3 separate regions of the Homo sapiens genome follow, and regions 2 and 3 are each linked to region 1. A link is an interaction called in ENCODE POLR2A ChIA-PET data of the cell type or tissue named here. Cell type or tissue: MCF 10A. All regions are shown on one strand. Each heading gives the region's core, and the rest is flanking DNA. Links, peaks and the distances in the headings are about the cores only.

Evidence for each region. Peaks named below come from ENCODE experiments on the same cell type or tissue, not always from the same donor. Only the 100,000 strongest peaks of a DNase experiment are listed, where the experiment ranks them.
Region 2: POLR2A ChIA-PET joins it to region 1 with 18 read pairs; 1 of 35 experiments calls an interaction of 5 or more read pairs at or near these places.
Region 3: POLR2A ChIA-PET joins it to region 1 with 5 read pairs; 3 of 35 experiments call an interaction of 5 or more read pairs at or near these places.

Annotation. Positions count from the first base shown.
Region 1 is chr21:43,192,347-43,202,576 of GRCh38, forward strand. No RefSeq gene overlaps it. Among named protein-coding and RNA genes, the nearest start is that of CRYAA, 28 kb to the left of the region's middle. In MCF 10A, for the core only: no CTCF peak of the experiment used is centred there; DNase peaks (open chromatin) are centred at 1,855, 2,985, 4,665 and 5,135.
Region 2 is chr21:43,368,810-43,379,039 of GRCh38, forward strand. No RefSeq gene overlaps it. Among named protein-coding and RNA genes, the nearest start is that of LINC01679, 12 kb to the left of the region's middle. RefSeq lists enhancers at 42-599, 328-387, 600-1,157, 4,483-4,983, 6,101-6,634. In MCF 10A, for the core only: no CTCF peak of the experiment used is centred there; a DNase peak (open chromatin) is centred at 4,422.
Region 3 is chr21:43,327,385-43,337,614 of GRCh38, forward strand. It overlaps LOC124905027 (putative uncharacterized protein encoded by LINC00322), which reads right to left and starts at 2,481. Exons shown (of 1, transcript XM_047441057.1): 1 at 835-2,481. The coding sequence starts at 2,222. The coding sequence ends at 1,314. It overlaps LINC00322 (long intergenic non-protein coding RNA 322), which reads right to left and starts at 4,655. Exons shown (of 3, transcript NR_103713.2): 1 at 4,472-4,655. RefSeq lists silencers at 1,071-1,271, 1,803-1,965 and enhancers at 1,386-2,272, 4,757-5,287, 5,288-5,817. In MCF 10A, for the core only: no CTCF peak of the experiment used is centred there; DNase peaks (open chromatin) are centred at 4,867, 6,157 and 6,517.

The DNA.
Region 1 (10,230 bases), core at 1,008-9,007:
CTTCCGCCAACCCAGAGCTTCCGCCAATCCAGAGCTTCCGCCAACCCAGAGCTTCCGCCAATCCAGAGCTTCCATCCAGAGCTTCTGCCAACCCAGAGCTTCCACCAATCCGATCTTCTGCCAGCCCAGAACTTCCGCCAACCCAGAGCTTCTGCCAACCCAGAGCTTCCACCAATCCAGATCTTCTGCTAGCCCAGAGCTTCTGCCAACCCAGAGCTTCCGCCAGCCCCAAGCTTCTGCCAACCCAGAGCGTGCACCAACCCAGAGCTTCCACCAACCCAGGGCTTCTGCCAATCTAGAGCTTCTGCCAACCCAGAGCTTCTGCCCAGAGCTTCCGTCAAACCAGAGCTTCCACCAACCCAGAGCTTTTGCCAACCCAGAGCTTCTGCCCAGAGCTTCTGCCAGCCCAGAGCTTCCATCAACCCAGAGCTCGCACCAACCTATAGCTTCTGCCAACCTACAGCTTCCACCAACCCAGAGCTTCCATCAACCCAGAGCTTGCACCAACCCAGAGCTTCTGCCAATGCAAAGCTTCCACCAAGCTAGAGCTTCCACCAACCACGAGCTTCCACCAACCACGAGCTTCCACCAACCCACAGCTTGCAGCTCAGTCTCCAGAAAGGGGGGAGCTGCTCTGTGGGTGGCATTCGTTCCAGGTGCGACCCTGAGGGGATGGCCAGGCTGGGGGCTGTGCTTACTTTCCAGAGGGCAAGAGGAGACAAACCAGGGCCTGGGGCTATACACACATGCACGCGTGTGCGCACACACACACACAGAGGACACATCACACACACCCAGACACACACACACACACGCACTGCACACATCACACACCCAGACACACACACACACGCACTGCACACATTACACACCCAGAGACACACACACACACAGGACACATCACACACACCCAGACACACACACACTCTGCAAACATCACACACACTGCACACATCACACACCCAGACACACACACACACGCACTGCACACATCACACACCCAGACACACACACACACGCACTGCACACATCACACACCCAGACACACACACACACACGCACTGCACACACACACCCAGACACACACACACGCACTGCACACATCACACACCCAGACACACACACACACTGCACACATCACACAGATACCACACACACTGCACACACCTCATGACACACACACACTCACACAATGCCTTCTCCATGGCCAGGGGACCTGGGGCCTATGCCTGTGCCCGTGCCCCTCTGTCTGGGGGCCTGCCTGTAGGATGGTGGCCTCCTGAGGCTGGGCTGCATGGCAGCGTGTGGGGCCAGGTGTCTGAGCTCCATCCTCCTGGCCGCCACCACCACGCTGCTGGTGAGCTGGGGCGGCCAGAACTCAGCACCATGGTCCGGGCGTTCAGCAGCAACTTGGATTCCTCATTGCTCTGCGGCTGGGCATCCCACAGCCGGGACGGGGGCTTGGGCCTGGCGAGGCCCCTCCTGGTTCCCACAGGGTCCTCAGAGCAGGGGCTGGCTCTGCTGTCCCTTCCTCACCTTAGGAGGGCACCCACCCTGCGGGCTCAGGACCACTGCACGATTGGGTCTTACCCTAGCGCTTCTCCACAGCTCCCTCTCCAGACACAGCTCCCTGGGGAGGAAGGGCTGCCAGCAGGGTTCTGGTGACACAGCCACCTGCCCTGCAGCTGTGGCCTCTAGGCCCTGCTCTGCACCCCTCTGGCTGCTTCCTGGTGTGGATCCTGGGGCCTCTGGGCTTCCCCAGATGTCTCAGAATCGAATCAGCTTCCCTCCCTCCCAGTAGCAAACCTCAGAATGATTCAGCCCCAGGAACCTCCGGACGCTGCTGTTGCCTGGGCCCATCCATCCCCGCCAACAACCCTGCCAAGCCTGCTCCCTCCTTTCCCCTCCCATGAGAGGAGCCGTCCCCGCCTGGCCTTCCGGAAGCTTGTGGGCCTCTTGGATGGAGCATCCTGCCTCTCAGTGTTCTTTCCGATAAAGCCCCCTCGCCTATATGCTGATTTGTTTCATTTGACACCCATCAAAGGGCATCTGGGTCCCCTACCCAGGGCTGTCAAAGTTGACCCTTCTCTGGAACTGGCTGATTTGATCACCTGGGCCACCTGAAGGAGTGGGGGGACTGATGTGTGCCCCGTGCATTTAGAAGCAAGGAGGAGGGGACGGGAACTGCTGTTTCCTAGAATGGTTCTGTGATGCTGGTCTGCCTGCTGCAGTGGGGAAAGAGGACGTTCTTGCGGACCTTGACCTCCATGCCGGCAGCCGGACCCCGGAGGTGAGAGTGACTCTGCTGCACCCTGGACGCACCTCCCCCCTCCTCATTTCTCAGGCCTCCTCCACCCTTTGTGCTGTGGGGAGGGAAATAACTAGAGACATCGTCACATTGCATGTGACGGGAAGGTGACATTCTGGTCTCAGAGCCTGAGGCTGATGGCCTGTGGGGAAATTTCAGGGGAGCACAGAGAGGAAGAAAGGAGAACGGAAACCCGTCCAGGGGCCCCAGCCGGCCCTTTGCAAACAGAGGCAGGGTCAGGCGAAACCGAGGGCCAGGTCGCAGATGAAGGCTGGAGTCTGAGGTCTGGGGCCTGGGATCAGCCTGTTTTAGCTGCTGCTCGGGTGCTTTCTGCGGAGGGGGCTCATCACACTCTCCACCCATGGGTGCATTCGCATGTGGGGCACTGCTCGTGGCTGAGACCAGGGTTTGGCTCCAGTGACTATTTGTAGGTGGCCTTTCCTCTGTGTCTGATCCCCAGCTCGTGGCTGCTGTGCCTTAGTGGTGTTCCATTCCTTCCTCACGGCAGCAGCCCTCTGGTCTCAGCGGAGAGCAGGGGACATGTCCCCCCAGGACGGGCTCCTGCTTGCTCCCGAGGGGCGCCTTGGCAGGGCGGACATTGGAAGCTGAATGCGGAGGAAGCATCCGGAAGCGGCGCTCTTGGCCTCAGCCCTCCTGTCCTGGGGTGAGTCAGGATCTCTGCTGGGGAGGGCTCTGGGGAGACAGCTCTGGAATCCTCTCTGCTGGGTTCATGCAGGGCCAAGCCTGGGTTTGACCTTCATGCATGAAGGAAGGAAAGCGGGTGGAACAGCTGCGGACGTGGAGGCAGTGGCGACAACGGACTTGACTTTAACTGGAAGCTCAGGAATACTGTGGTCGTGCTGTCAAATCTCTGTTATCTCCGAAGGGGCAGCGGGGAGGTTCCCTTGTGTCAGGACAGACGGGAGGTGTGCGGGGGAGGCCGGGGGAGGCGGGTGTCTGGACTGGGGTCTGAGCAGCGCTTCAGGGAGGAGGGGGCCTAGCAGGGCAGGAAATGGCCAGATGTTGTTCTGCAGCCCCGTGGATAGGGGTCCTGGGGACAGGAGAAGCCCTTGACAGTGTCAAATAGAAAACAAATCTGGACGTAAGTCACGGGGGAATGTATTAGAAAGGATATTGCGAGAAAGCGTGGGGCCCATTGCACCAGGGAGGGCATGCCCACTTTCAGAGCGGGGAGTGCCTGAGGGTTGGGGAAGAGTGAACAGAGGGAGAGAGACTGAGCGGTGGGAGGTGGGGAAGGAAGGGGCGGGAAGGGGCCATGAGGAGAGAAGATCTGATCTGAGGCCCTCCTTTTCACAGAGGGGTTGGCTGTGGGACGAAGCCCCTTCCTAGCTCCTGGCTATCTCTTTAGGTGTCTTTTGAGTTTCACTTGTCACTGTGAAATGTCTCGTTCGTTTGGTGTTTACTAGTTCATTTCCTTTTAAACAAAGGAATTTTTCCCTCGCAGGATGCTCTACAAGTCACCAGCAGGCATGTGGAGTCACTGTTGGAGTCAGGCATCCACTCCAGTGAACTGGAGGAGAAGGGCTAGGGTCGAGGAGTATAAAACATGGTAGCCAAAGGCCTGGCTACTTGGCAGCGTTTGTGGGCATCTTTCCCTAGGGAGGGCTGTGGGCACAGGCAAATGTCTAACACAATTATCTTTTTCTTCTTCTTTCTTTTTTTTTTTGAGACAGAGTCTTGCTTAGTCGCCAAGGCTGGAGTGCAGTGGTGCTATCTTGGCTCACTGCAACCTCTGCCTCCTGGGTTGAAGCAATTCTCCCACCTCAGCCTCCCGAGTAGCAGGGATTACAGGTGTGTGCTACCACGCCCGGCTAATATTTGTATTTATGGTACAGATGGAGTTTTGCCATATTGCGCAGGCTGGTCTCAAACTCCTGGACTCAAGCGATCCTCCTGCTTCAGCTTCCCAAAGTGCTGGGATTACAGACGTGAGCCATGGTGCACGGCCTGCAGCTGTCTTTAGGTCTAATCAAATGTTCCTGAAATTTGACTTTACAAAGATCTGCTAATTCAGAAGAAAGCGCTTTACTCCCAGAACTGTGAAGCCCTGCAATGGACAGACCCAGGTTACTCTACTCAACTGTGGCTTTTCCAGGAACCGCATCCATGGGAAATCCCAACTTCATCCCACTTTAGGGAGAGCCACACATTTGTACATTCTGCATTTTACTTTTTGTATTTTTGAAAGAAGGAGCAAATACGGTCACATAAAGTAACAAAACAACGATTGTTAGAAGGGCTTTGCATGAATCCCTTATTGTTCTGCTCTGCAACCTGACTTGGCCTCTATTCCTGGATGGCCACACCCAGATTTGTTCCCTCTTCGTCAAGCCAAGCCCAGGGGCTCTTGTATATCCCTGTCAGCCTCCCAGGATCCGGCACTGGCAGGCGCTTAGCACGTATCTGTCACAGGTGGTTTAATTATCTGTTTGGACCTTCTCAAGTTACAATTCTAAGGAGTCCCAAGGAAGTAAAGTGATTTTAAAAACACAGAAAACAGTTTTCAGAATTTCTGCAGCCAGCCATGAAGGAGTAGCTAGGATGGAACTTATGCTGTCTGTTTCTGTTTTTGTTTTTTGCCAAAAGAACTAGAAAGCTGGACAAAGCAGACAAAACAACTGGCTTTGGACATCAGGACAAAAGGCTGTGCAGGGCTGGCATCCCTAAGAGATAGGAAAAAAATGAAGTAAGTTGTGCAATCAACTCTGTTTTCTGGCTGGAGGCAGTTTTCATACTGTCAGGCAGGGAGGGGGAATCCAAGCACAACATGGTGATCTAGCTGAATTGAGAAGAGTGGGCTATGGGGAGGCAGAGGTGAGACAGGGTAGCAGAGAGGAGGAAGATACTCAAATAAAGAAACTCAAATACCTGCATAAGGTCCCTTTGAGCATTCACTTAATACCAATCTGTACATGCGTAGGTGGAATTCCAGGAAGTGAATAAAGAACAGTGAGGTGTTAAGCTGAACAATTCCTAGAACTCACACCAGGCTGCAAGAAATTTGAACTCCTTCTATTCAGTTGGAGACCTCATAGAGCACTTGGGGCAATCAATAGACAATACACGGCTCACGCCTGTAATCCCAGCACTTTGGGAGGCTGAGATGGGCGGATCACCCGATGTCAGGAGTTCGAGACCAGCGTGACCAACATGGAGAAACACCGTCTCTACTAAAGATACAAAAAATTAGCTGGGCGTAGTGGCGCATGCCTGTAATCCCAGCTCCTCGGGAGACTGAGGCAGCAGAATCACTTGAACCTGGGAAGCGGAGGTTGCAGTGAGGTGAGATCGCGCCACTGCACTCCAGCCTGGGCAACAAGAGTGAAACTCCGTCTCAAAAAAAAAAAGAAAAAAAAATAGAGAATACAAAGGATCAAGCTTTAGTAGTAGGAATAAATTAACTCTAGAGTATAGGCAACTCTAGATAACCCCAAAAAAATGTAAAAGCAAGCCTCAAAAAGATCAACCTCATCTGCAAGTAACTTTATTACTTGCCAGAACAAATGTCAACACTATTTATAAAGGAAAAAAAAATCTATACGTTTATCAATGTTATATTCAAAATGCCTGTCACCCAATAAAATATGGTGAGATATGTGAAGCAAAGATTGTGATCCATAACTAGGAGAAAATATCAGTCCATCAAATCAGGCCCAGGAATGATGGGAATGATAGAATTAGTAGATAAAAGAATTTTAAATGGCTATTATAAATATGCTCAAGCATGTAACAGAAAACATGAATGCAAACGGAAGAGAAAAGGAAGGTATTGAAAAAAAAATGGGATGTCTAGAAATGAAAAATAATTTTTCAACTGAAAAGTTCACTAGAGGGGATCAACAGCAGATTAAAAACTGCAGAAAAAAAGATCAGTAAGCTTGAAGACAGGGCAATAAAACCTGTCAAAACAGAAGTATATAGAGGAAAAAGACTGGAAAAAATGAACAGAGCCTCAGGAATGTTGTCTAACATGCTTGTAATTGGAATTCAAGAACAAAAGAAGGGTGAGAGAGAGTAGCGAGAAAATGCATTAGGAAAAATAATGGCCCCCAAAGTTGTCAAATTTGATAAAAAGTGTAAACCCACAGGTCCAAAAAGTAAAACAAATCTCAAACAGCGTAAACACTAATAAAAGTATATCAAGGTATATCATAATCAAGTTGCTGAAAACCTATGATAAAAAGAAAATTTTAAGAGTGTCTAGAGGAGGAGAATCCTTACATTTTAGGGGAACAACAATAAGGTGACTGCAAACTTCTCTTTAGAAAAACGCAAGCTGGAAGGCAGTGGAATGACATCTTTAAAATACTCAGAGAAAAAGAATCTATTAACCAAAAATTTTATATTTAGCAAACATATCTTTCCAAAATGAAGGTGAAATACTTTTTCAGATACACACAAAAAATTAATATTTTTACTAGTGTGCCTATTCATCAATAAATATAAAAAGAACTTCTTTTAAGGTAAAAACGGAATCCTGGAAAACCCAATCTGAAATAAGCCAGGAAAGGAAAAATAAAAGAACAAAGAAGATGAATCAAATAGAAAACAAATATCAAGTTGGTAGACTTGAACCCAACTATGTTAATAATTATATCAAATGTAAATGGTTTAAACATTCTAATTAAAATGCAGAAACTGTCAGGCTAGATTAAAAAAGCAAGACCCAATTATATGCTAACTACAGGAAATTAGCTTTAAATACAAAGACAGAGAAATAAAAGTGGAAGGAGGAAAATGATACACCATGCAAACAGTAATCACAAGAGAGCTGGAGTGGCTAACACAGTAGACTGTAGGAAAGGAATAATATTACCAGAGATAAAGAGGGACATTTCATGATGATGAAAAAGCAAATTAATTCACCAAGAAGAAATAACAACCCTCAATTTGTATATTCCCAATAATAAACCTTCAAAATACACAAAGAAAATAATAATAGAACTGAAAAGAGAAATAGAAATCTATACTTAGAGATTTCAAAACTTCTCTCTCAATTATTAATAGTGGACAGAAAATTCATAAGAATATGGAAGACTTGAACATGCTATCAACCAACTTGATCTAATTGACATTTGTGTAGAATTCCAACTAACAAAAGCAAAATACGTATTGTTTGCAGGTGCGTATAGAATTTACCAAAGTAGATAATATTTTGACTATCAAACAATTCTCAAAGTTAAAAAGATTTAAATCAGGCAGAATATATTCTCTGACCACAGGGAATTAAACTTCCACAGTATTTCAGAAGCTAAGAGCTATACCATTTACCTGTCTATCTACTTTAAGGAACAGTGATAATTAATGTTCATAAAAATGAATTGAGGTGCTGAAAAAATCCTTATAAGGCATAAGACATGCCTTATATGTATGTCTTCAGAAAATTAAATGTAAAATAGGTATAATGTTAATATTTTATGAAATGTGCAAATGTACTCAAAATTGAGAGAGTAGTTCAAAGAAACCCATCCATATACCCGCCACTCAAATTTCACAATTATCAAGAATATAGGATATTTGCTTCACCAATTCAGTTGTTTATTTTCTCTATGCGGAAAAATTTTGAAGCAGACCTCCAATACTATACGATTTTACTGCTGCATATTATAGTTTGCCTCTGTAAAAACTGGATATTTTCTCGAGTGATCCCAATTCCATGGTCACACTTACTGTAAGTCATAGTAATTTTTTGTGATCATAAGATCTTGGAGCTGTTGCAGTAGGGGGGAAACCTCAGTGCAGAACTAAGCTCAGCTCTAAATACAGCAAAGACAGCTGGGAATTCATAGCCAAAGAGCAAAGCAAAGGGGTCAGTGGATGGAAAAGTACTAACAGGAACTTAATTCCATGTTTTATTAGTTTGCTAGCGCCACCAAAATAAAATCCACAGGCTGGATGGACATTAAATAACAGAAATTTATTCTCTCACAGTTTTGGAGGCTGGAAGTCCAAGATCAAGGTGTCATCAGGTTTGGTTTCTTCTGAGCCCTCTCTCCTTAACTGTCTTCTCCCTATGTCCTCACATGATCTTCCCTTTGTGTGTGCACATGTCTGTGTCTCCTAATTTCCTCTTCTTATAAAGACACCAATCATATTGGATTAGGTCTCATTCATATCACATTATACTTTAATAAATTATTTTATTTTTTAGTTTTTTATTTATTGATTTTTGAAACAAGGTCTTACTCTGCTGCCAAGGCTAGAGTGCAGTGGTGTGATTACAGCTCACCAGGCTCCCTGGGGTCAGGTGATTCTCCCACCTCAGGGACTACAGGCACATGCCACCATGCCTGGCTAATTTTTGTATTTTTTTGTAGAGATGGGGTTTTGCCATGTTACCCAGACTGGTCTCTGTCTTCTGGGCTCAAGCAATCCACCGACCTCAGCCTCCCAATGTGCTGAGGTTACAGTTGTGAGCCACTATGCCCAGCCCTTAATAAATAATTTAAAGAATGTATCTTTAGATATAGTCACATTCTGAGGTACTACAGGTTAGGAATTTAACATGTAAATTTTGGGGAGACACAATTCAGCCATAACAGACATCAAGGGTAGGAAGGTTCTTGCTAAAGGCAGGGCAATGACCTAGATATCAAAGGTTGGGGATGAGGGATTTGACCAGATACCAGAGATGGAGGGATTCTCACTAAGCTGACCTAACTCGTTTCTTGCTAAAACTGGGCTCATCAGCCCAAGGGTGTGGAGGGCTAAGGTTGAGGCCTAGTTGAGAAGGGGGCTCAAAGAAGACTAAAGTTTGGTCAAGGAGGGTGTCTTTGTCAAAGGAGACCTCCCCATTTTCAACCAAATCCCCTGTTTCAACTTTCAACTCTCTCCTTCACCCCACCTTCCATAATACCTGATATATCCAATCCTGAGCCATTCTGGGATTCTGAAGTATATCCCGAAGTAGAAACTGAGTGTCTGTGAAAGGCAAACACATCTTGTCTTTGTTTTTTTGAAATGACTTTTGTTCCTCCTTGCTGAAGAACAGTTTAGCTGGGTATAAAAATTCCAGGTTGGTAGTAATTTTTCTTCAGCATGTTGTTACATCACTTTCAAGTCTTTTGGAAAGACTTGGAATATTGTTCTTAATGAGTCCATTGGCAGGTTTTTTCTCCTTTTTAGGAAATCTGTCTTTCTCCTAGTAGCTTTTAATAATTTTGTTTTTTTATTATCATGGATGTTTGTTTTTATTTATTCTGTTTGGCATTTGATGTGCCCTGAGTACTCATGTCTTCAATTCTGAAAAATTCTTAGCCATAACCTCTTCTTACAGTGCCACACTGATATTTCCTGTATTTTCTAAAATTGAAATTCCTAATAAGCTAATGTTAAATCTTCTCTATCTGGCTTCATCTTTTAACTTTTCTTTCATATTTTCCTTCTGTTGACATCTGTATATTATTGTCTCCATCAGTTTCTTGCTAAAAACTCCCAATTTACCAGTTCCCTCTTCTTTATGTAGTATTTATCCCACCCATTGAGATTTAAAAATAATTTCATGACCATATTTTTCATTTCTAACATTTTAAAATTGGTTCTTTCCTATATTCTTCTGTCCTTCAAGATTTTTTTTTATTATTTTAATTTTTTTTGAGACACAGCCTCACTCTGTTGCTTAGGTTGGAAGTTGGAGTACAGTGGTGCAATCATAGCTCACTGCAGCTTTGAACTCTCGTGCTCAAACATTCCTGCTGCTTCAGTCTCCTAATTAGCTGGGACTGCAGGCACATGCCACCATGTCCAGCTAATTTTCAAATTTTTTTTTTTTTTTTTTTTTTTTTGAGACGGAGTCTCGCTCTTTCACCCAGGCTGGACTTCAGTGGCGCTATCTCGGCTCACTGCAAGCTCTGCCTCCTGGGTTCACACCATTCTCCTGCCTCAGACTGCCGAGTAGCTGG
Region 2 (10,230 bases), core at 1,109-9,108, 180 kb after region 1:
TGTGTGCATGCATGTGTGTGATGTGTCTACATGTGTGAGAATGTGTGTGCATGTGTGTGATATGTGTGCACGTGCGCATGTGTGTGCATTGTGTGATGTCTGCATGTGTGTGCATGTGTGTGATGTGTCTGCATGTGTGTGATGTGTCTGTGCATGCATGTGTGCATGTGTGTGATGTGTCTGCCTGTGTGTGCATGCATGTGTGTGCGTGTGTGCATGTGTGTGTGCATGTGTGTGGGCTGATGGCAGAATTTCAGGAGCATGGCTAATCTGACCCATTTCAATCAAGTCCATAAAAAAAAAAATGATTCTGGAAAGACACCTCTATGGCAAACCACGAAAAGACTTGGTGACAGAACCACTCAGCCATGACACCAGGCTCATCCCAAGGACAGTGGTGACCCGTTTCCATTTGTGCCACTTGATGTGGATGGAGGCAGCACAGCGAGACAAGGGCTAGACACACACGCATGTGAGGGACGGGATGAGTCATCGGCACACGTCCCTGTTACCGTCACTGTCAGCCCAGAGCTGGAGCCCTGTGAGGCAAGATGAGGGGCAGATGAGAGCTGAGAGCAGAAGGAAAGAACCGGACGCCCTGGCAGAAAACACAGACCTGGGCGGGAGGGCAGGGGGAGCGCAGGGGAGAGGCAGGGGCTGCAGGGTCGAGGCGTGGAGGAGGCTGTCAGGAAAGGCTGCTGTACTTTCTTGAATGCAGCCCCGCTGGCCAAGACACAGGAAAAGACAGGGTTTTATTTTAAAATGCTCTGTGTCAGCTGGAATGGGGGTCTTGGATGAAACCTGCGGGGACTGGACCTCACAGGGCAGCCAGCAGTCGGTGTCACAGCAGCTCCACAACTGTTGGGATACCAGGTTTTCTTGGTGGGCAAAGTTTACTTTTCGCTCCATCTCTCAGAGCACGAGCCCCTCTGACAGGGCAGACACCGATGATCTCAGCACAGCCTTGGCACTGCTTGGCACAGCTGCGTGGGGATCGTGCGTGAAACTGCGACTTGACTTTTTCCAAAGCCCCAGGATTCCCCTTGCGTGGGAGCCTGGTGCTGTGCCGGTGGTCACCAGCCTCACTGCCCGCCCACTCCCCACCCTGTGGCCTCTCAGTGTCCCCTCCAGCACACAGGACCCGGCTCAGTTGCTCAGAGAGAGATTTTTCCAGCAAGGCGTTTGCAGGCGGCCTGGCCGTGCTTCTGACCCACCGGCAGGTTTCTGAAGAGCCGCTGCAGGCTCTTTCTTGCAGGACATGAAGCCATAATTAGTTTTTCCTTCCTTGCCAAATTGGGAGCCTGCGGGTCTGGTAGCACTGAGGAAAATACAGCTCAGTGTATGGCTGAAGAGTGAGCCCAGGGCACACGTGTGTGCACGTGCGTGAGAAAGAGAGAGGAGACTGAGAGGCAGGGAGCCTCTTCTCTGTGGATCTCACCTGTCTGTCCACGCCGCACGCCCCCCGGCAGCACCACTTTCAACACCACTTTTCAGAGCTAAAAGAGTCATCTGTTTTGCTTCAGCAAAAGAAACGTCAGCCTAGAAGCTTTAAGCATATTCCCACAATGGGCTTTAATTATCAGAGAAGGTTGGCAATACGTTTGCATTTTAATTAAGATTAATGAATCATGCATGATTCATCAGGCCGTTCCCCTCCGTTGGCGGAGCAGTGATGAGAAGGCCACCATGTCGCTGAGGGGCCATCTGCAGGGACGGTGTGTCAGATCCGAGAACCCCACTCAGTGGTCCCTCCCCTGGGGCCCCAGCGGCAATCTGTCCTCATACACGCTGCAGCCACGCCTCAGCCATGTGACCTGGGGGTTTCTGCTTCTCCAGAAAGGGCGTACTGGGTGCAACTACACACACACTTACCCTGTAGGTGCCAATAAACGCAACGTTAAACAACAAGTCTATGGGTAAGTAAGTTTGAGAAATGCCAGTTTACATGAAGGTGAGCAGAGTTGTGTGTGTTTCCCTGCAGGACTCCTCAGGCCTTTAATACGCACATGTGCGCTGTGAACCCCCAGATTCATTTGCACACAGAAGCTATCCTTCCAGAAATCACCTTTGGGATTAGTACAGTATTCCCTGTAAACCAAAAATAGAATTCTAAGCCCCCCAACTGCCTGAATGGCTCCCCTACTCTTGGCCAAGGGGATCCCAAAGGAACCTGATAAACGAGTTCAGGCCAGGATGGGAAGAGGTAGGGTTGGACATGCCTCATAATACTCTCCTCCCTCTCTGGAGTTTAGGCACAGCTGACCAGCATTAACATGAAAACAGAGATCATAAGACTGGCAGAAAAGACTCTTTGTAGCAATAAGACACCAAATTCCACCCTGACTCTAGTATAGCATCACATGACTGATAGCAGGCCTGGAAAAAAATAAAAGTACTTTACCCCAAAATATATTTCTCTGACATATTTTGAAATGGCCCTGCAAAGCTGTCTCTTAAGGGGGAAATTTGCATTCTGTAGAGAATTCCCTGCCCTTAATAGGTCTTTTACAGAGAGTCTGACACATTTTAAGGTCCCATAAGAGACATTTGCCATCTAGTCTCTCTGAAGCCTGCTATCTGGAGGCTTCATCTACATAACAAAAACCTTGGCTTCCACGATCCCCTTGTCTTAACTCAAGCATCTCTTTCTGCTGACCTCAAACTTTTTAGGCAAAGCTCAGCTCTTTCAACCAATTGCCAATCAGGAAATCTTTGAATCCACCTATAACCTGGAAGCCTCTCACTTTCTGGGTCACACCAATGTATACCTTACATGTATTGATTGATATCTTTGCCTGCAACTTCTGTACCCTAAAATGTATGAAAGCAAAGCTGCACCCCAACCACCTTGGACACATGTTCTCAGGACCTCTTGAGACTGTGTCACAGGCCATGGCCCTTAACCATAGCAAAATAAGCCTCTACATTGATTGAGACCTGTCTCTGATATTTTTTGGGTTACACCTCCAAACCAGGAATTGGTGATCCAGGAAAACACTCCATTGTGGGGTGATTTGAGTGGGTGACAGAAGCCCAGGCCAGCCCTCCAGGAATGGATGCACACTGGCACCAGGGATGCTTGCATAGAGATGGGGTTGGGGGTGTCCTTCTGAACACTCCCACAACAACCGGGCGCCAGCTTGCATCTTTGCTTGACGTGGCCGTCGCCCGGCTGGCCTGTGAGTGCTGCATGGGCCACGCCTGCATGTGGCTTGCTCACCGTGGGATCCCCAACACTTCTGGAGGTGCCTGGACCACAGTGGGTGTCCCCAGACAGCCGCAGAACACACAAGGGAATGTGCATTCAACCCTCATCTCCTAAGGAGGCTGTGGCCCACCCTGCTTGGGATGGCAATGGAGGGGCCAAGTGTATGAATAACCCCCCAAACCATTAAAACATCAGCGTCCCTCAAACAACTTCTTGAGATGGGGTGTGTGAGGCTCACTACACGTAAGAAACATAATGAATAAAACACAAAGGCCATTACAACCCACTTAATAATTCAGGGACTATGAAGATAGCTGGCGTCTATGAATTAGAAAATAAGGGAATTCTTCTGGGTGTGGAGGTAGGGGAAGAGGTTTCTGCGTATTCATTCCGCCCCCTGCCATGTGGGTATCTATTGCACCGGGCTGGAGGTCTGGGTCTCAGGGCTTGGGGAGCTGTTCCTGCACCTCTGCCTGTCCCCACCACCAGGCAACAAGGTCAGTGTGGCCCACCAGGGAACCACACCAGGGCCAGCAGCTCCAGGCCCCATCTCCCTGACCCCCTGGCCAGACCTCGGGAGATGAGAGAGACCCAGGCCTAGCCAGGGCGGGAGGTGGGGAGGGGTTGGGGGATCATTCAGGGCACAAGGGGAGGAGGAGAGAGCATTCTGGGGAACGGGGTCTGGGGAGGGAACCAGGACAGAGAGGCATGGTGACAGCTGGAGGTGAGTCTGGCAGGGACCCCTCAGAGGACAGCAGTGGTGTTTACCCCCACAGTGCGGGCAGCCTGTGGTGAATGACAGCAGTGGGGCTTACACCCACAGTGCGGGCAGCCTGTGGTGAATGACAGCAGTGGGGCTTACACCCACAGTGCGGGCAGCCTGTGGTGAATGAGTGTGTCTGGGCCTCCCCCGGGGGCTTCGGCACCCGCTTCCCTGTTTCACCTTGTCTATCTGAGCATCGGTAGGAAGATGGCAATACCTCTGCTGAATTTCATCCTCTGAAAGGCGGAAACCAAACCCTCAGAGCCAGGTGAAGCCAAAAAGAAGGGACCCCTGACGGCTAGAAAGAGCGGCCCCAGAGCCGCACCGTGGGATGAGCCAATGGCACGTCCCGGTCGCCGGCCGGGTGTGGTGCTGCCCGGAGCCACAGAGCTGCCAGGGCTTGCACACGTCTCTGGCCATGACGCATGTTTTGGTCAGGACCAGGCCTGGAATTTGGTTCTCACTTTACTGAGAAACCTGGCAGCTTCTCAGGCCACCGCCCAGGTCACCTGCTCACCAGCAACGTGAACCACAGGAACGGAGGCTGTGCGGGAGGCGGCTCTGCTCTGTGCTGGGCCCCCCTCCTCCTCACTCACCCTCTTCAGTCAAAGAAAAAACGAAATGGGGCCGCATAAGAGTAATGCAAAAGTCAACGTTTCTGGATTTTCAAGTTTTCCAGACAGAGCTGGAAACCTGGGTTTCATGTCAACTCTCCCACGTGGTCAAGAGTTGAAGTCCTGGCCTGGCCACTCATCAGCCTGGGACAAGCTCCAGACTTGCTCCAATTAGGTTTAAGAGCCTTGACAAATGGTGGTGTTTGCTGGGGACGGAAGTGGTTGGGGGAGGAGGGGCTTTCAGTGAAGATCCGAAGTTCCTGTGAGATGTATCCAAGGACTGATGCCCGTGAGATGCCAGGACCCTGGGGCTCCGTCGTCCTCAGGCCTGGGCCCACAGGGCTCTGCACCAGACCTTGGAGCCCCTGGCCCAGCACACCCCACTAGCGGGGCCCCTGACCCTGCCCCACCCAGGCTCAGGACCCACTGACCGTCTGCTGGGGCCAGTCCCTCAGCCACATCTTCCAGCCCGGCCACCTGGCCCCTGCTCGGGCCAAGCGTTCAGACTACAAAGGTGTTTGCTGTTTGTCTGAAATTCAAACTGAGCCGGGCATTTGTGGTGTCTTCTCTGTCACCCCATGGAGGACCCCACTGGAGTCTCCGTTCTTAGGATCTGTAGGAGGCCATGACCCAGGCAGCCGCGGCTCACCCCGCATACAGGCAAAAGGAGAAAGCTCCAGCTCCAGCAACCTGAGTTCACCTTGGCCCTCCTGTGCCCAGAGGCAGGGCTCTTACAGTGAAGGGTCTGTGCCTCTTCCCCAGGCAGGCGTGTGTCTTCCTCGGCTTCCTGTGGTCCCTGTCTTGTGCTGGGGACCCCTCACAGGCCTGCTGGCCCTGGGATCCGGCTCTAGTTCAGAGGAGGCTGCCAAAAGGCAACTGGGCTGCTCTGAGCACAGGGTGAATCTAGTCAGGGGATGGGGTTGACAGCTGCTGCCTGGGATGGGGTTGACAGTTGCTGCCTGGGGTCATCTCTCTGGGGGACCCTCCACCACCAGTGTTGCTGAGTGTTTCACTCCTGGTCCCTCCGCTTTTCCCAAGAGGGATGCTCCAGTACTCCAGGGGTTTAAACTTGGCTCAAATTGCACCAGCTCCCAGGAGGACCACCAGCATGTGCAGAGGTCACCCTCTGGCTCCAATGGGGGCTCTTGTCGCCCCGCCACCCTGCCCGCACTCTGCGGTCACCTCTTCAGAGTGACCATCCCCTCTGTTGGAGTGGGCAAAGGAGACGTTGTCCTGGGGCAAGGGGTAAAGGAGACTATCTGGCCTCCTTGCGAAGTGGCCTGCGGCCCCCGCCCACCCAAGCTCCTGAGCAGTGGGTGGTGTGCGAGTCTTGCCCTGGGAGGACCCTGCTCCACCCCAGGCAAGGACCTAGCACCCCCAGCCAGGACATCCGCCTCACCTTCCCGTCCACAGAGCAGCTTCTCCAACACCATCCGCTCTTCCTGGGCCATCCTCCTGTCTCCCTCCTTCTGTGCCGATTTCTGCCTTTCGAGGCCCTGTCTGTGATTTTATAGAGTTTGGGAGAGGAGTGGGAGAGGAGCGAGAGAGGAGCAGAGAGGGAACCGGGCATTTGGGTTTTGCTGGGAGCACATGGCCGGCTCCCTTCTTTCTGCTATGTCCATCTGTTCCCTCATGGGACACACAAGCACCTTCCTGATGCCTGGGGCAGAGGTGGCTGGAGGTGGCCAGGGTTTCAGCCAGGGTCATGTGCCCATGGTGGCTGGTGAGGAGCGGTGTCTCACAGTGACCCTCCCATGCAGCAAGGGCCCCACTGTCTATGGTGGCACCTCCACAGCCGTGCATCTGACCCCTGGCCTCAGCACACATCCTGGCCATCCACATGCTCAGGGGTGCTGGGTCTCCCGCTGTGTCCCCGGGCCTAGAGCTCATGATGCTCGCAATAACGTATGAATGGGAGGAGTGAATTGGAGCCGGGGTCAGCCCAGAAGCCGGGACTGACCACCTGGAGATCAGGTTATAAAGCCACCACACAGGGATGTCATCTGAGTGTCCACTGACTCCTGGTGAGTGTTCCCACTGCCCCCGAGGCACCCTTTGTGGTCTCTGTCACAGAGAATCCAGCCTGCTCCGGGGGTGATGAAGCTGAGTTTGGGGAATGCTGTAGCCACTGTGGGCTGTCCTGGGCCTCTGGCTGGGCCCAGCGTCCTAAGCCCCACCACGCAGGGCACGTGACGTGCATTGGGTTGTGTCTCAGTCTGGTTTGTTTGGCTATAAAGGAATACCTGAGACTGGGCAATTTATAAGGAAAAGAGGTTTATTGAGCCCGCAGTGCTGCAGGCTGAGAAGTTCAAGGGTGTGGCCCTGACTCCCACTGAGGGCTTCCCAGCTGTGTCACACCACGGTGGAGAAGCTCAAAAGGGGAGAGGACACCTGCCAAGAGGGGAGATCCCGAGGGCCCAGGCCCCAAGCACCCTCTGTCTTTAGGGTCACCCTTTCAGGCAGGGTGGGGACCCCTGGGGAGGGCCGCCCACCGACCGTCCACCTTAGGGCCAGTCTCAGCCCCATGCACGATCCTCAGCATTGATTCGTACTGGTGGCTTGGAGACTGAGCTTGCGTCTAGTGAAGGGTCCTGTGTAGGCGGCCGACTCCCAGGCCCCACGCCCAGCTGGGGAGATGAGGAATGGAGGCTGCCATGGGTGTCTTCAGGGACTAGCCTGGCAAACCTGCACACTGTGCCACATGGCGCTCACAGCGCCTGGCACAGGCATCACCGCCTCCCACAGAGGCACTGAGGTCAGCGGGATTAGGCTCCATCCAGGTCAGAGGGAGAGGGGGCAGAGGCAGCTGGAACCCCCCGAGCCATGCCTCTCGAGGTCACGAGCTTTCAGCCCCCAACATAGAGAAGAGAGGCCTCCCCAACTCGTCCCCCATGCCAAAGGCCTCCAGGTGCTGGGAGAGTGACCGGGGGTGAGCCCAGGCCCCTAGACTTCCTCACTATCATGGTTGGTTGGTGCCGAGCCCTGGGTACCTGGCCCTGGTGCCAGTAAGGGCAGGAAGCCCACGGGCCTTGCCTGGACTCTGAGGAGGGGCCCTCCGCATCAACAGCTCCCCAGCCCCACAAGCTTCACTGGCTCCTCCATAACCCACTGTCATCTGCCCACCTCCTGCAGGGATGAGGCACCTGCGGGCCCTTCCCTCCGCTCTGTCACCCAGTCCCCATCGGAGCCCACCGGCTCAGCCCGCCTGCCTCCTCTGAGCTCTGCAGGCAGATCTGCCCTGCCCCCTACTCCACCTGCATGCTCCCAGGGCCTCCTTGGGAAAGCCCCACCTCGCAGCTCCCTGTGCACCTCCTGTATGGTAGGATTGTTGGGGTTCTTGTCCCTCCCTTTCCCTGAGGGTAGGGAATGTGTTTACATCATTCCGAGACTCCTGTCCCAGCAGGAGGTCAGGGACACACCCCAGGCCCCTGCAGGTGCTGCGAGCGAATACAGGAGGGGCTCAGGTCAGCAGGCTCCGCACAGCAACCAACCCAGGATCACGGGAAGGGTGTCCATGGACCCCTTGCCTCAGTTTCCATGTGCATAAGAGACTGAGGTAGCCAATGAACGCTCAGGGCCCCTTCTAAGTCCCGCCAGTGGCAACAGGGTGATGGGTGTTATTCAAGTCATCATCTCCACTATGTAAAGGTCACCCGCCACCCTCCCGTTTCCGGAATCTCCGCTGGGTGGAAACCAGCTTTCCTCCCCCCACCCTTCAAGGCTTCCTCAACTTCCAGATGGCCCCCAGGCCGTGGTCCTTTCCACAAGGAGGGACACACTCCCTGCATTAGGAGGAGGCCATCTCCCTCCAGCAGCCCCAGGTAGGGGCAGAGATAGTCATGGGTGCAGGGCCTGGCAGAGGCCGGCCCAACAGCTGAGAGGGCCCTTTCATTTTTTTGTGGTTTTTTTTTTTTTTTTGAGACAGTCTCGCTCTGTCGTCAGGCTGGAGTGCAGTGGTACAATCTTGGCTCACTGCAACCACCACCTCCTGGGTTCAAGAGATTCTCCTGCCTCAACCTCCCAAGTAGCTGGGTCTACAGGCGCGTGCCACCATGCCCAGCTAATTTTTGTATTTTTAGTAGAGATGGGGTTTCACCATGTTGGCCAGGATGGTCTCTATCTCTTGACCTCGTGATCCGCCTGCCTCGGCCTCCCAAAGTGTTGGGATTACAGGCGTGAGCCACCGTGCCCAGCTGAGAGGGCCCTTTCTTAGGATCACCGCTGCCAGAGGACACAGCCATGGCAGCCATCAGGCCTGCTGCAAACAGAGCTGGCACTGAAGGTTTTCAAGCCCTCCCATGACAGAGTGCACAGTGGTCGAGGGTTCAGGTCACCCCCACCAACCTTGGGGCCAGAGGGGATGGCCTGACAGCCACCCCCAGACCTGGCCGCAGGATTCTGGCAGCAGCCTCTCCTCAGTGAAACCAGCAGACGAGCCAAGGGCCGTCCCAGTCACCAGCAGTTTTGGGTCCCATGCACACTTGGGTCCCTTGTGCACCTGTTGGGGAGGGGCATGCACAACTGAGTCCCATGCATACCTGGGTTCCATGCACACCTAAGTCCCATGCACATCTGAGTCCCATGCACACCTGGGTCCCATGCACACCGGGGTTCCATGCACACCTAAGTCCCATGCACACCTGGGTCCCATGCACACATGCACACCTGGGTCCCATGCACACCTGGGTTCCATGCACACCTAAGTCCCATGCATACCTGGGTCCCATGCATACCTGGGTTCCATGCACACCTAAGTCCCATGCACAACTGGGTCCCATGCACACCTGGGTCCCATGCATACCTGGGTTCCATGCACACATGCACACCTGGGTCCCAAGCACACATGCACACCTGGGTCCCATGCACACCTGGGTTCCATGCACACATACACACCTGGATCCTATGGACACCTGGGTCCCAGGTGCACCTAAGTCCCATGCACACCTGGGTCCCAGGCACACCTGAGTCCCATGCACACATGCACACCTGGGTTCCAGGCACACATGCACACCTGGGTCCCAGGCACACCTGGGCAAGCTGCTGGCTGCAGTGCAGGCAGTGATGACAATTCTCCTAACCAAAGACCCGCTGGCACCAGCCTCGTACTTGATGATCCTTCAACTCTTTGCTGAGCACCTTCCATGCACGGCCCTCGGGGGAAAAGCCCTTGATGGAAGGGAGGTGGGCGCTAGAGACACAGGTGAGGAAGCCAAGCCTGTTCAGTAGCGATGGAGCTACAGGGAAAATAAAGCGGGAGCCCTGGGCATGGTGGTTTAAATAGGGAGGTCCTGCAGGAAGGTCCTGACATGCTGCTTTTGGGCAAAGACCTTCAGGCTTGGAGTGGCATGAAGCCTGGGGTCTGCACGTCGGGGAGCTGCTGCCTCTGAGACAGACCCCAAGCAGAATCAGATTCGGGGTCCCAGATCCCCAACCCGCCACTGACGGTGACTCCCAGGCCAGGAGTGAAACCCACGCTCTCATTGCCTTGATTTCTCAGGGGGCTTCATGAATATTTTGGTGTCTGGGGCACCTGTGGACAGTGGAGGAGGGGTGAGGTTGGCCCTGTGTGAGGAGGAGTCCAGGAGAAACCTGCGGTTACGCAGCCACCTTGGCCTGCCTGACAGTCAGGTTCCGCCTGAGGCCAC
Region 3 (10,230 bases), core at 1,364-9,363, 140 kb after region 1:
GACCAGCCTGGGCAACATGGTGAAACTCATCTCTACAAAAAATACAAAAATCAGCCAGGTATTGTGGCATACTTGTGGTCCCAAATACTCAGGACACTGAGGCTGGAGGATGGCTTGAGCCTGGGGAGGTCAGGCTGCAGGGAGCCAAGATCATGCCCCTGCACTCCAGCCTGGGCGGCAGAGTGAGACCCTGTCTCAATCAATCAATCAATCAATCAGAATGAATAAATAAGTTATGAGATTACGTTAACATTTCCAATTCAAATTTAAGATGACAGTGCTCCTCTTAACCTATTGGATTTTATATTTGTGAATTTTTTCTCTTTCAGTAATAATAATTTTGGTTCCTCACAACATTCACATAATTACTTACTGGCTTTATCCTGGAAGAGGAAAAAATTTAAATAACGATGCCAGACTTAACACTAACACTAAGACCTACTGAATGATACATACGATTTCCTTGCCATTCTTTTTATCCTTAAAATACGCGCCACCAGTTAAAAAAAAAAAGCCTAAATTCTGTGCTGTAAAACTACTTCAAATAATTTTGTCTTTGTTTTAGTTATGTTACAAACTCTATATAAATTTTCACTTTTGTTGGTTTCCTTTTCTAAGGATGCTCTCTTTTAAACTTAAATTTTAACAAATTCAAATTGTTTTGAATATGGGAAACATTCACATAGTTCTGGACTCAAACACTAAAGCCAAGTATCTCCAGAGCAGCTAGCTTCCATTTCTAACTCCACACACACGTAAAGTCACCATTTTTATTAGTTTCTGATTTATCTTTCCAGTGCTTTTCTTTTGCATCTATAAATAAACACGCACATATACATATCCTTACACTTTATTACACAAAAGATGTGTCACTACGTACTGCCGTCTGCTTTTGCCACTTAACAATATATCTGGAAATGGCGTCTTATCAATCCCTGGAGAAGGGGGCTGGGCCTGGGTTGGAGGGAACCCAGCAGGCTGGGAAGGAGGGGTCTGGAGCATTTTCTTCTCCAGGCAACAGCAACACTGGTGGTGGGGGATTGACCTGGGGTTTCCAGGAATAGATGTTGCTGGAATGCTTGAAAGAATATTAGGAGAGAATGTGAGTGCTCAGTATGGTCCGGGCTCTGATCCTAAGCAGCCTGATGCATCTCAGTTGAGACTGGATTCCTCGGCCATCCTGGGGTTTGTAGGAGGATGGCACTGGGCTACATAGCAGCTCCCCTAAATTTACATCTACCCAGAAATGGGGAACATGACCTTATTTGGAAGAAGGGCCTTTGCAGATGTGATTAAGTCAAGGTGAGGTCATACTAGATTTGTGTGGGCCCTAAACCCAGTGACTGGAGTCTTACAAGAGGAGGGGACACACAGCAAGGCCGGGGAGAAGGCCGCGTGACCCCGGGGACAGAGATGGGAGCAGCGCAGCCACAAGTCAAGAATGCTAATGGTTGCCAGCAACACCAGAAGCTGGGAGAGCAAGAAACGGATTCTCTTCTAGAGCTGCCAGAGTGGGGCTGGCTCTCCTGACGCCTTAAGCTCAGGCTTCTGGCCTCAGAACCAAGAGGGAATACACTTCTGTTGGTCTCAGCCACCCCGTTGGTGGCACTTTGCTTGGCAGCTTCAGGACACTCACAGAGATGGGATGGTCTCTGAGGCTGATCCCTGTTCTCACGCCCTTGGCCAGTAGCCTTGTTCTCATCCGAGTGTCCAGAGAAAGGGCTGGAGGAACGCAACTTGGGAAAGTGCAGGCGTCCCACTGACCCAGGCTGGGTGGCGGCAGAGAGTGGCATTCCCACTGAGGTAGCTGGTGACTGCCTGGCCAGCAGGGGAAACCGAGGCACCCAGGATGGCTTCACAGCCAGACCTGGGGAGAGTGTACCCATCAGCAGAGCAAGTGGTGGGGGGAGCCATCGGGAGCCCGGGAGAAGAGGGTGGGTGTGGGGTGATGAGGGCACCGGGAGGAAACATCCCGCCAGACAAGTGGAGAGGCAGCTGGAGTGTTCCAGGGGCTGGGGCTCGCAGGACAGCTGAGTGTGGGGGTGCTGAGGACACGGCGTCTGCACACTGGTGTCCAGGCGGCCCTCGCTCAGCAAGCTCTCCAAGTCGTTTCTGCAAGGTTTATGGAAACGCGGTTTTTCCCGGGAGGTATGTGTGTCACTGGGAATTGTTGAATGTCTGTTTACAGTCGCCACTCCTGCTGGGGTGATTAAAAGCGCCATCAGAGTTGATTGTAGCCTGGGTGGTCTCTTGATCTGGGGGTCCTCTGGGTTGAGGGGGTGCTCTTGCCCTTCCCTTTCTGGTGTAGCACGAGCTGAGCTGGAAGAAAGAGGCTCCCGCACCCTCCTGGCCAGAGACCACAACCCCAGACGACCCCTGTGAGGTGGCGTGAAGTCTCGCAAACCCAGGGACTCGGCTTGGACAGAATTTCCTGGCTGCTCCAGTCTTGAGCCCTTCTGTCTTGCTTGTCTTGCTTTTAGTCCTGCCTATCTGAGACAGCCCAGCCTCACCCCGTGTGTCCAGGGATCTGCTGGTCTTCCCCCGAGCTCCATCCCTCTGTCCCACGCCAGCCCCTCCACCTGGCACACGCCACACAGTGAGCCCCCCTCACCCCCTCCAGGGTGCAGCTGGAGGTCCGGGAACCTGCGCGTGGGCCCTGGGAAGCAGCACGGGGCTTTGTGGGCCAGGCGGGGTCCAAGCTCAAAGGCTGGGTCCACAGTGCCTGCTGGTGACCTTCGGCACGCCAGCTTCCTCCCGAATCAGGGATGCCCTTGCTCTGGGTCTGCTTCTGCTGTAGGAAACCTTCTCCAATTCAGGCTGAGACAGATGTCACAAACAGGACTGTCTCCCCGATTCAAGCTGAGACAGATGTCACAAACAGGACTGTCTCCCCGATTCAGGCTGAGATAGATGTTACAAATAGGACTGTCTCCCCAGGACAGGCGGCCTGTGCTAGTGGCTGGAACCTCTGTCGTGTCATGGCAACACAGCCAACGGCTGCTGTGTGTCCCTCCCAACCCCAGGTCCCAGTCCTTGGACAACTCATGGGACAGTGCGGGGAGCACAGAGGTAAATCTCCCTGCCGCAGATGCCACTGCTGCCTGTGGGTGGGGTCCCTCGGTGCGGGTTCCTCTGCACCTGCTGTCCTGTGTGTCCTGCTGGGCCAGTGTCACCTGGGCTTCCCTCACACCCACTCCCCACTGACTAAGGAGGCCACACAGACCGAGGCCTGAGCCCCAGCCCGCTGCCTGCAGGTTCAGACACTTGGGCATGTTTCTTAGCCATTTGGAGCCTCGGTTTTCCCATCTGGGAAATGGGGACAATGATATCTCAGAGACACTGTAGTGATCACCGGAGAGGACCACAGACCACTCTCAGTGGGGGTGCCAGGCATCGTGTCCATGTTTGGCGAGGAAGGATTCAGCCTGACCCTTGGCTTCCTCCATCCCAGATGTCCCTTGAGGCACGTGGCCTGGGGTGGGGGATCCGGAGAAGAAGGGAGACAGGCCACGACGTACGGTGACCCCAGGCTAGGCCCACAGACCCGGGTAGATCGCCACCACTCCCACTGGAATTCTCAGGGCTGTACACTCATTGTTTGGAAATAATTATTTTTGTGCAGTCCTTAGTTTCCGTAATTAATTCTTTGATAACAGTCCCTTCTATAATAGCTCCTCACAAAGATTCTATAGAAAGCACCAGGCGGTTTCAGCTGAGCCGGCAGCAACAGCCTTTTCTCTGAGCTCGAGGTCTAGGCACAGTCACAGCGGCAGAGAAATGCTGGGTAAAGAGGCCCTGGGCGTTGGGAGGGGCGCCAGCAGAGCAAGGGGCTTCCCACCGCCGCCTCCCTCCCCACAGGCTGGTCAGGCGGCCAGGCTACAGGGGCCCTGCTCTGCAGAAGGCCTTTCCTTCCAGAGCCCTGCAGCCTCTGGGAGCCAGCACCGGCCCCACCAAGCCAATCCTCGGAGTGGGTGGAGTGGGGCCTGGGGGCTCGAACCCCCAGACCGACGGCCACAGCTTGTCGTCTATGGCGCTCTGTGATGGGATGGGGGGACTGCCACAGAGGGAAGAAAGAGAATCGGCCCCTGCCTTCCCAGGGGCCTGATCCTACGGGGAGGTGGGACACTCACGCTCAAGGGCCCAGATGCTGTAAACACAGCTGTCCCAGGTGGTCCAGGTCAGGAAGAGGCTCAGATGGGTCGGAGTCCCACCTCCACGGCGGTTTTGGAGAACAGCCCAGGGGCAAGTGAGTCTGTAGATGTATCTGGCCACCCCGGAGACTCCCCTCTTCCACCTGTTGGGAGCCAGAAAGCCTCCATCTTCCTGCCCCGCCTCGGTCTGCCACTCATAAAGCCTAGACCATCCTACTTCGATATTGCAACATTGCATGGCTGGGGTCCTTTTGGTTGAAGTGACAGAATCCCAACCCAAGCTCATTTCAGAAAAGAAGGGCGTTTGCAGGTTGACTTGCCTAGAAAATGTGGGGTAGAGTGGCTTCAGGTGTAGCTGGGTCCAGGAGTTCAGAGGCGGTCACTAGGCACCATCTAATTCAGACTCTAAGCTCAATCCTGCCTGTGTTGGCTTCATTCTCAGGGAAAGACGGCCCAGGAGCTCTAAGTTCAGGGGGTCCTCGAAACTCCCAACTTGGAGGGTCAGGGTGCTTCTGTCTTCAGCAAAATCCCAGGCAGGGCTTTGTGTGGGCTCGGGCCCCATGCCCACCCCTGTCCTGCTGTCTGTGGTGGAGGAATGAGGTCCTCTTGCTGGCTAGCCTTGGGGTCACATGATCACCCCGAGGTTGGCAGCAGCCCTAGAAACACAGACAACAAAATACATGACACTACGTAAGAGTCAGCAGGCGGGTTTTCTTAAACAAAACAAACAGGGTTTTGTGACGAAGAGAAGAGGAAACTGTCTGGGAAGGCGAAGATCACCAGGGCCCGACAGCACTGTAGACACAATGACATCACTCGGAGCAGCGCGCTTGCTTTCTGGGCCTCACATGCCCACTCGAGTATCTTCCATCTCTCATGCCTGGGAGGCCCCGCCCCACATGCTGTCCCAGGAGCATAGCAGGCATCGTACACTGTGCAGTGTGGGGTACACACGTAGGCACTTCAGACCCAGGAATCACGGACTCCTGTCTCCTGCCATATATGTGGGAGGTCTGTCTCCACTGTAGACAGAGATATGAGGTGTGTGTGTTTGCATGTGTGTGCGTGTGTTTGCTTTGTGTGCGTGTGTGCATGAGTGTGTGCTTGTGTGTGCATGTGTGCGTGTGTTTCCTTGTGTGTGTTTGTGTGCATGTGTGTTTGTGTTTGCGTGTGTTTGCATGTGCATATGTGGGAGTGACAGAGAGGGAGAGTGTGCACACATACTGGGTCTATGCCCCAAGGGCCACTCCCACCCCTACCATGGGGATGCGGTGCCCTTGGGGGTCTGCCCTCTGTGACCCCCAGGCATGTGAATTTTCTAAAACTGGCTTCTCCCCTCTTGGCTCCTGTCCGTCCCAGATCCAGCATCCACGTACATTTGACGCCAATGGAAACTCTGCCTTGTGACTCGTGGAGGGGCCTCCTCAAGGGGCGTGTGACTGTGAGGGGGCCAGGCTGGGCTCGCTTGTGTGGAGGGGAGGGGCACGCTGCGGGGGGTGGGGGGGCGCCACCCCCACCAGGCCAGCCTCAGGGCAGCCGGGGCAGAACCTGTGGCTCTGGGGTAAATGCCGGGGCCAGCTTAAAGGAGTCAGCTCTCTGCAGCCTGCCTCGGCTGGGTGGGAACGAGTCCAGGCTTCCAGGCATTTGGAACCCGAGCAGCTGCAGGGACAGGCTGGAGCCTCAGCCTTCCCTCCCCGACCCCAGACCCTCTCTGGCCCCTCTTAACCCAGCCAGATGAGCTGTTTGCGAAACCTGGCCTGTCGCAGACTGCGGAGAGATCTGAGGAGGAAGGAAACCGTTTCTTAGCACCTCCAGCAGTTCAAGCCCACTTCGAGCCCTCCACGTCCGGGCTTTCTCCTCCTTTGCAAATCTGCTCCTGTTTCTGCGCTTCCAGGAGCCTGGCTGGGGCTGGAAATAGAAATGCATTCCATGCATTCATTCTCTCAACAAATATTTACTAAGCACCTCCTCAGGGCAGGCCGGGGCTGGGCACAGCGTCATCCTCCGCCTCCTCGTCCTCCTCCTCACCAGTGAGCAAAACAGACAAAGCCTGCACCTACGCGGAGTGGATGCCCTAGTGGGGGAGCAAAGGGAGGGGGAAGAAGTGCATCTCGTAGTATAGGGAAGCCTGAGAGCTTTGACAGGGCAGCCGGGAGCCGGGGGTCACAGTTCCACCTGGCTGTTGGCGGCATTTGATCAGGAGACAGTCGCTGGAGGCCGTGAGCCCAGCAGCGTGGAGCTCCCTCGACTGCTGTGACTTCCGCGTGGAGCACAGACGGCGGCGGGGGTGGATGGGAAACTGTAGGAGTCTCGTGCAGTCATCCAGGCCAGCGAGGCAGGGAAGTGGGCAGATTCCGGATGCATTCCGATGACAGAGCTCATGGGGTTCCTGGAAACCAGGAGAACGCGATTCACTCTGAGCAACTGGAAGGATGGCTCTGTCACCACCCAAGAGGGGGATGGCCGTGTGCAGGGATGGGAGGCGGGAGCGGCTGTGCACTCAGGGCAGGAGGGATGTCTCTCGTGAGACATTTACTGGATGTCCACTTGAAGGAAGCAGTTGGGGACACAGTCCGGAGGCCAGGGGCGAGCGGGGTTGCAGAGACACCCAGGAGCCATGGAGAGTACTCACTGCCTTGACAAATCTCTTTTAATTCCTAGACCCAGGAAAAGTCTTGCAAATGTTTATCTGGCATCTCCCCCAATGGTCCCCACCCTGTAGGAAAAAGTTCCTCAGGACTCCAGGGCCAATTTTGAGTCCTCCCAAGGGTTCAAAGTCCTCCTCAGTCTCCTGAAGCTGGAGACACGCTGGTCATGCGTGAGCCTTCACGTCCCTCTCTCTGTCAGCAGAAGCCCCACCAACCCCCAGGAACCCTGACCACCACAGGAAGGCCGCAGTCTGATGGTGAGGCTGCTTCTGTGGCCCAGGTCCTGAAACCAGGAAGAAATTAGATGAGAAGGCTCCTATCCCCCAGCTTCCAGCCTGGGCACTTCCACCCCACCCTCAGCGTGATGGAAAAACGCCGGGGGTGTGTCTGTGTGTGCGTTTGAGAGTGTATGTACGTGTGTTGTTTGTATGTGCTTGTGAGCATGGTGCATGCATGTGTGATTTGTGTGTGTGTTATGTGTATATGCATGAGCATTGTGTGCATGCATTTGTATTTGTGTGTGGTTCAGCATACGTATGTGTTTGTATGTTATGTACGTGTGCTCTGTGTTGTGTGAGTGCATATTATGTGTGTTTGTGCATGAATGTTCAGTATGTGCGTGTATGTTCTTGTGTGAGTGTGTGTTTATGCGTGTGTGGATGTGTGTATGTCTGTGGAGTGTGCAGCACGCATGTATATTTGTGTGTGTGTGTGTGTGTACTTAAGTCTGGTGTAGGCCGGGCACGGTGGCTCACACCTATAATCCCAGGACTTTGGGAGGCCGAAGCAGGTGGATCACTTGATGTCAGGAGTTCAAAACCAGCCTGGCCAACATGGTGAAAGCCCGTCTCTACTAAAAATACAAAAATTAGTGGGGTGTGGTGGCAGGCACCTCTAATCCCAGCTACTTGGGAGGCTGAGGCAAGAGAATCGCTTGAACCTGGGAGGCAGAGGTTGCAGTAAGCCAAGATTGCACTCTAGCCTGGGTGACAGACTGAGATACCGTCTCAAAAAAATAATAATAAAGTCTGGTGTAGAGTGATCGAGTGACATCACACAGAGCCCTCCGGGGCTGCACCTCTCAGAGGCAGGGAGCAGTGAGTGAGTGTGTGCAGGCCAGGCAGTCATGGGCGCTCCGTCAGCAGCAGGCACGCACCCCCCGACCCTGGGGACACCAGTTGTGTCAAGAGAGACTCACCGTCCACCTCCTGGCTGTGGGCAGAGAAGCTACTCCTTAGACCAGGTGGTGCTTCTGGGGGAGGGGAGCGAGGCCCAAGAGGGGCTGAGGGGCAAGAAGAGGAAGTGAACGTCCTCAGGTGAACCACAGCTGGGGTAGGAGAGGGCAGGAGGGGGTCTGGGAGGGCAGCCCCACCAGAGACAACTTCCTTTGAGTGCTTATCGGGACCTTGGCACATAAGGAACCCAAATGCCAATGGGTCAGCAGTGGGCACAGAGCTGGTCAGAGGGTGTGTGGCCTGTGGTCAGTGGTTCGGGGAAAGACAAGGATGCAGTGAAAGCAGTGTGGGCCATGGCTGGACAGTGAGCTGAGGGCTGACAGGACTCATCCTAGCCAGTGCTGACCTCCTGGGGTCCAGTGCACCCCTGATCATGCAGGTAGCCCCATCAGGATTGAAATGGGGAGCACGGATGATGATTTCTGCAGGTGGTTGGAAAGCAGATAGCAAATGCCATGAGCTTTCTCTAGAAAATGGCCAGCTTTATTTACAAGAGTGAGAACATTACTAACACCACCACTGCCACCACTACCATCGCCACTATCATCCCATCATTATCACTACAATCACCACCACCACCATCACCACCATCACCATCACCACCATCACCACCATCACCATCACCATCACCACCACCACCACCAACACCACCACCATCACCACCATCACCACCACCACCATCACCACCACCATCACCAACATCATCACCACCATCACCACCATCACCATCACCACCACCATCACCACCACCATCACCAACATCATCACCACCATCACCATCACCACCACCACCACCAACACCACCACCATCACCACCATCACCACCACCACCATCACCACCATCAGCATCACCACCATCAGCATCACCACCATCACCATCACCACCATCACCATCACCACCATCACCACCACCAACACCACCACCATCACCACCATCACCACCACCACCATCACCACCACCATCACCACCACCACCATCACCACCACCATCACCACCACCAACACCACCACCATCACCATCACCATCACCATCATGACCATCACCATCACCATCACCATCACCACCATCACCATCACCACCACCAACACCACCACCAACCCCACCACCACCACCATCACCATCACCACCACCACCACCATCACCATCACCACCATCATCACCACCACTATCACCACCATCAGCATCACCACCATCACCATCACCACCATCACCACCATCACCACCACCAACACCACCACCATCACCACCATCACCACCACCACCATCACCACCACCACCACCACCACCATCACCACCACCATCACCACCACCAACACCGCCACCATCACCATCACCACCATCACCATCATGACCATCACCATCACCACCACCATCACCATCACCACCACCAACACCACCACGACAATCACCACCACCACCACCACCATCACCACCACCACCACCATCACCATCACCACCACCATCACCATCACCACCATCATCACCACCACCATCACCACCATCATCACCACCATCATCACCACCATCACCACCACCATCACCACCACCACCACCACCATCACCATCATCACCATCACCATCACCACCATCACCACCACCATCACCACCACCACCATCACCACCACCATCACCAACACCAACACCACCATCACCACCACCATCACCATCACCATCAGCAGCATCATCACCACCATCATCACCACCATCAACATCACCACCATCACCATCAGCATCATCATCACCACCACCACCATCACCACCACCACCAACACCACCACCATCACCATCACCACCATCACCATCATGACCATCACCATCACCACCACCATCACCATCACCACCACCAACACCACCACAACAATCACCACCACCAACACCACCACCACCACCATCACCATCACCACCACCACCACTACCACCACCATCACCATCACCATCATCATCACCACCACCATCACCACCATCATCACCACCATCACCACCACCACCACCATCACCACCAACACCACCATCACCACCACCATCACCATCACCATCAGCAGCATCATCACCACCATCATCACCACCATCACCATCACCACCATCACCATCAGCAGCATCATCACCACCATCATCACCACCATCACCATCACCACCATCACCACCACCACCATCACCATCACCACCACCACCATCAACATCACCACCACCATCAC